Regions from separate parts of the Homo sapiens genome. Here region 1 is linked to region 2. The links are chromatin loops, found by intact Hi-C in ENCODE. Cell type or tissue: mammary epithelial cell. All regions are shown on one strand. Links, peaks and the distances in the headings refer to the core of each region. The heading gives the core; the rest is flanking DNA.

The links. A loop is a pair of places that touch in the nucleus more often than their neighbours do. Peaks named below come from ENCODE experiments on the same cell type or tissue, not always from the same donor. Only the 100,000 strongest peaks of a DNase experiment are listed, where the experiment ranks them.
Region 1: it touches region 2 in a loop (18-fold over the local background); 25 of 110 quality-filtered maps call a loop at or near these places.

Annotation. Positions count from the first base shown.
Region 1 is chr2:105,293,901-105,296,706 of GRCh38, reverse strand. It overlaps TGFBRAP1 (transforming growth factor beta receptor associated protein 1), which reads left to right. Exons shown (of 12, transcript NM_004257.6): 4 at 197-351. Among named protein-coding and RNA genes, the nearest start is that of TGFBRAP1, 34 kb to the left of the region's middle. In mammary epithelial cell, for the core only: a CTCF peak has its summit at 1,624 (motif pointing right); DNase peaks (open chromatin) are centred at 1,656 and 2,526; H3K27ac peaks cover 805 bases.
Region 2 is chr2:105,113,008-105,115,813 of GRCh38, reverse strand. No RefSeq gene overlaps it. Among named protein-coding and RNA genes, the nearest start is that of MRPS9-AS1, 11 kb to the right of the region's middle. In mammary epithelial cell, for the core only: a CTCF peak has its summit at 1,148 (motif pointing left); no DNase peak of the experiment used is centred there.

The DNA of each region.
Region 1 (2,806 bases), core at 134-2,633, 180 kb before region 2:
TTTGCCCTTTTCTGACAGTTGACAGTGTGGGAAAAAGAAAAGCATTATAATTTATAATTTTTGTAGGAATTCCTTTGAGAAAACTATGGTGAAGTTGTTGAACAAATCAGGTAATGATCCAGTTTGGGGAAAGCAGTGTGTTTTTTTGCAGGCAGTGTGTTTTTTCTCTTTCCAACAATGCTGAATTTCTTCACAGGAAGAGTGATCGTTGCCACAAGTAAAGGAGTTTACATCTTGGTTCCATTACCTTTGGAAAAACAAATACAGGATCTTCTAGCAAGCCGCAGAGTAGAAGAGGCTTTGGTTTTAGCAAAAGGAGCCCGGAGGAACATTCCAAAGGAAAAATTTCAGGTTTGTAATTAACTGGTCACAGAAATATGCCTCTAAGTCACCAGTTAGAGGACATTCAGATTTAACTAACATGCATCGGCCCTTCCTGTGTACCGGGCTGTACACACTGCTTTTATATCTGTTGTTTAATTTTCTCAACAAATACATATTGTGTAGATAAGGAAACAGGCTTTAGGGCGGTCAAACAGCTTGTGACTGAGAAGGCACTGCCAAGAGTGGAGAAGTCAGGCTTCTAACTTGTGACTTAATTCTGCTATTTTAGATATAGGCTTGTATTTCTAATCAACTTTCCTCTTCCGTGGACCTTCAGAGAAGGATCAATAACATAGTTCTTATAAAGCAAAAGAGTGAGGTCAGGTTAATTTGTCTCTGAATTTAGAATTTGTATTTGTCAGGAAGGGGTTGAATTAAAGTTTAGATTTCTATCATCTGTAGGAAAAGCTTTACTAAACATATTGATAACCATTTTGCTAACTAAATTGGTATTGTAGGAACCCCATCTAGTTGATTTCCTTAGGAGAACTTTTTTTTTTTTTTTTTTTTTTTGAGATGGAGTCTCGCTCTGTCGACAGGCTGGAGTGCAGTGACGCGATCTCGGCTCACTGCAACCTCTGCCTCCCGAGTTCAAGCGATTCTCCTGCCTCAGCCTCCCGAGTAGCTGGGAATACAGGCGCCCGCCACCACACCCAGCAAATTTTTGTATTTTTAATAGAGATGGGGTTTCACCATGTTGGCCAGGATGGTCTCGATCCCTTGACCTCGTGATCCACCCGCCTCCGCCTCCCAAAGTGCTGAGATTACAGGCGTGAGCCACCGTGCCCGGCCAGGAGAACATTTTTAATGCACTTAAGAAACACTCATTTTAAATATAATTTGGTATAATAAATGCAATTGATATAAATCGGGTCTCCTAAAAACTGTTACTTGATGAGTTATTAGGTTGTACAGGTTATTCCATATTTGAGGGGAACAAAACATAATATTGCTATGTATGTGTGCTTTGTATGAATATCTAAATTAATAATGAAAAAGTTCTTAATATTGGTCAGATTTTAGAGAAGACAGTGTAATTGTTGTGGAATGATATGTTCTTTGGCCTCAGGTGCTTTATGCAGAAAAGGGTAGATTCTGAAAATGAAAGAAGACAGGTTGTGTGATTTATGGTTGTGGGCTGTGAAGGTGAGCAGGACCTCTTTTCTACATTTAAACGTTGATAAAGTTTTCATCTTTGTTGCTAACTTTTGAGTAAGACTGATCTACTAGCATTCAGCAGGGGGCAGCAAAGGCAAAAAGAAGAAAGCTGCTGAGCTTCTTGTGCCCTGGAGGGGAGGGTGCAGACCAGAGGCAGATCGCCAGTCCCAGGCCTGCCACTGCCGCATGTGCTCTCAGCCCCTTCTCCTCTCCTGCAAGCTGCTCTCGGTGGATGTGTGGAAGTCCAGGGGGGCCACATTCCAAGGTTTTCCAGCTGCCACTGTGGAGTATTCCCTTCTTGCACACACACCATGTGCACATTTTAAGCGTGTAGCATTTTCTTACAGAGGCTTTCAATGCTGTGTATCTGATTTTTGCTCTTTTCTTCCCTATGCTTTTTGCCAGGGTAGAGCTACACAGTCAGTATTAGAAAATATTAGTCATCTTGTTCTCCAATCTGGTATCTCAGGGTTTTTTTGTTTGTTTGTTTCTTTTCTAACCTGCTTCCCGCTTCTCCCTGTATTACTGCAAGCTCCTATCTCCAGCCCTGGAAATACACCTTCAGAATTATCTCGAGTTCACCCATTATTCTCAGTTCCCACTGTTACTGCTGGTATTCAGACCATGCTCACTTTTGCCCACGTTTTTAACAGCCTCCTTGTGTGATTGCAGTCCATCATCCATGCAACTATATGGAAATGATCTTTTTCCATTACGGACCGAGTCCTTTGCTTAAAATACTTTAGGGGGCATCTCGTTGCCCAGGTCAAGTCCACAACCTTGAAGCATGGCTGACCCCACCCTCTTCTGTGGCCTCCTTGTCTTTTACACACACACACACACACACACACACACACCCTCACTCCTATGAAGCACATGCCTACATTCTACATTTCTGCCTCAAAGGGTGGAAGACAAAGAGAACAAACAACCAGTGAGCCGGATAGTATGTCAGGAACGCTTCAAGGCATTTAAAAACATTTGTTGTTTTAACCCTCAAAAGAATTCGGTAATGACTGGTACAATTGTCCTCATTTCACAGACAAGACATGGCAGATCAGCCATGCCTCTGGGCATCAGGCTGGCTAAGTCAGGCTGGCGCTTCCCACAGGGCCCTTTACCCTGCAATTACTGGAGGGTACTTCTCTACTCGAAAAAATAGTTTTGATACCTCGCATAAATATCTCCTCTTCACTAAGCCTTCCCTTTCCTCTGGGCAGAGCTAAAGACTTCTTACCTCATGCACCTGCGATTTGTGGCCCAT
Region 2 (2,806 bases), core at 32-2,531:
TCCCGCAGTCCAAAGTGTGCTTGGATGCTTCTAATAGAAAAGATGCTCGCTAAACCTTCAACAACATTCCCAGCCCAGGAGCCATGCCGGGATGGGTTGCGAATGGCAGGCAGGGCAGAGACAGCCGTCCTTGCCAGTCCTGTATCCAGCACACGGGTACGTAGCTTTCATTCTACTGGGGCATGTCCCTGGAGGAGCCCACTAGCAGCTTGTCATAGAACCCCTACCTTCCTCGCGCCCAAGTCTTAGGATAGACTGCAGTCCTAAGCCTCAGCCTCTTAATATTTTTCTTCTATTTTGAGTTAAATTATCTCTATTTTTATCTTTTTTGGGTACACTAACATTTAGAGAGTTTATGAATGGTTCAAAACATTGATACAAATAGGCATTTTGAAATGGCAACTCAAAGTCAAATGGTAGCCATTCTATGCTAGGGACAGAGCAACATGGGGTGGAAGAAGTGGATCCCAGCCTCCCATCTGCAAGAATTTCCCTTCATTAGAAGAAGCTGCTGTTGGCTGGGAGCAGTAGCTCATGCCTGTAATTCCAGCGCTTTGGGAGGCCAAGGCAGGTGGATCACTGGAGCTCAGGAGTTCGAGACCAGCCTGGGCAACATGGCGAAACCCCATCTCTACAAAAAATACAAATTAGCTGAAAGTAGTGGTGCATGTCTGTGGTCCCAGCTACTTGGGAGGCTGAGGTTGGAGGATCGCTTGGGAGCAGCAGCCGAGGTTACAGTGAGCTGTGATGGCAGCACTGAACTCCAGTCTGAGTGACAGAATGAGACCCCATCTCAAAGAAAGAAAGAAAGAAAGAAAAAAGCTGCTGCTGCTTTTTTCTAGTACCCTAGCTCTGGCTTCTAGTCTTCTCTAATAATTTACCTCTTTCATTGAAAGGAATCAATGCAATAGGCGAGATAATTATAGGCTCAATGTAAGCATAAGAAAAAATCAGAATTTAGAGATTCATCTGCAAAAGATGGATTAGAAAGGATAATTAATATGCCTGATGTTTTCAAGAGGCATTAAAATGCGCATGAATCACTAGATTAAATCCAGGAGTGGGGCAGGAATTGCATCCTCTTCCTCCTGGTCTCTGTGCGCCTAGTTGCTTATTCGGTTGTAAACTACTCCATCTTGTGGCTAAACTAGGGTACTAACAGAGATCAAGATGCTCTTATTTTCAACCAAAAATCACTGTATTTTCCCCTCTTAAAACTTATGCATAGGTTTTAAGAAATCCAAGCCATTTAAGAATTATGAACAAGCTTTAAAAAATTCCAAGCATATATAAATGAAGAAAGTAAACATTATCCATAATCTCGTTATCTAGACTTATCCACACAGACATATATTTTTAGGCAAATACAGGCACATAACATGCATACTGCTTTATATGAGAACTAGTTACAATTTGCCTTTTTTCACTTCAAATGAATCACTATGTTAACACAATTCAGGAATCAGGGCTGGTCAGTATTTGATAAAATTAACAGGTTGAACTTTTTAGTTGCTATTGTAAATGGAAAAATCAGGAAATCTATAACTTTGGACAGGAGAGTTTTATTTCTTATAAAGGGTTACAGACTATAAGGTGGGCATTCCGATATGCTGGGAGGTGTAGCCTCCAGCCAAAGCCATAAAGGCAGGCACTTGGAGGGAGGGAAGGAGAAGACAGGAATTTCAGCTTAACTGGTATACATATTCAACAGGATATGGGAGGAGCCATGAATATTCATGAAAGGGGGTCTTGCACATGTGTGATAAGCAAACATGCATGTTATATACATCCCAGGGTCTCCTTGGGGTGGAGACGTAACATTTAAATGCATTATAATTAGGCCCTATATGTCAAAAGGTGAAGCAGGGCGTCAACACACCCAAGTGGTCGGCCTCTGTAAACCAGCCAGAACCAGTCCATGGCCTGTGATCTCTTATCAGGAGAAAGTTACAGAAATCAGTCTCTTGTCCAATCAAAGCTGTAGTTATGGCTGGTGGAAAGGGGGTGAGTTAGTCAGTGTCTGGTGGTGGATGAGCTGCAACTAGTTCAACATTGCTTATGTCAAGGCCAATGCTGGTTTAGCTGCTAGAGAGAACAACCTCTGGCAGTTAGAACCTAGTTTATTCTTTAAATGTTGGGTGCATGACTTAACCCTTCCCTGCCATGGCCTTAGGTCTTGTTTATAATTTGGTACCATAATGAGTTTGTTCTGTCAGTCTTATGGTCTCTATTATAACATTAATGCCGGGCAGTTTTGTCTAAACTGCAAAAGGGAGAAGGTATTATATAATGAGACAGACCTCCCATCCCGTTATGGCCCAGAATTTTCTTTAAGGTTTCTCTGGGGCCCCCTTGGCCAAGAGGGAGTCCACTCAGCTTGCTGGGGGCTTAGGGTTTTATTTTTAGTCCTCACTCTACGTATTTTCATAGCAGTTAGGGTAACCACAGTCTCCTTGGGCCTGGGCCTCCTGATCTGTTAAAGCCAATGAGGGGCGGGCGTCAGAGATTGCACACCAGTGGACCCCAAATCCCCCCCGCAGACCTTCTGGCTTCCAAGGTGCCCAGGGTCTTACAATGCTCCCTGCATTTGTTGCCTGCCTGGGGAAGCATATGGCTTACAACAGTGGGATTAAATGATCCCTAAATTCCCCGCCACTTGAGACATTGAGTTGATGCTGTTCCTGTCCTGAGAACATTTAATAAACTAGAGAAGTGGTTCTCAAAGTGGGGTCCCTGGACCAGCAGGATCAGCATCAACTGTGAAGTAGTGAGAAATGCAGATTCTGAGGCCTTCTCTCGGGTGTCC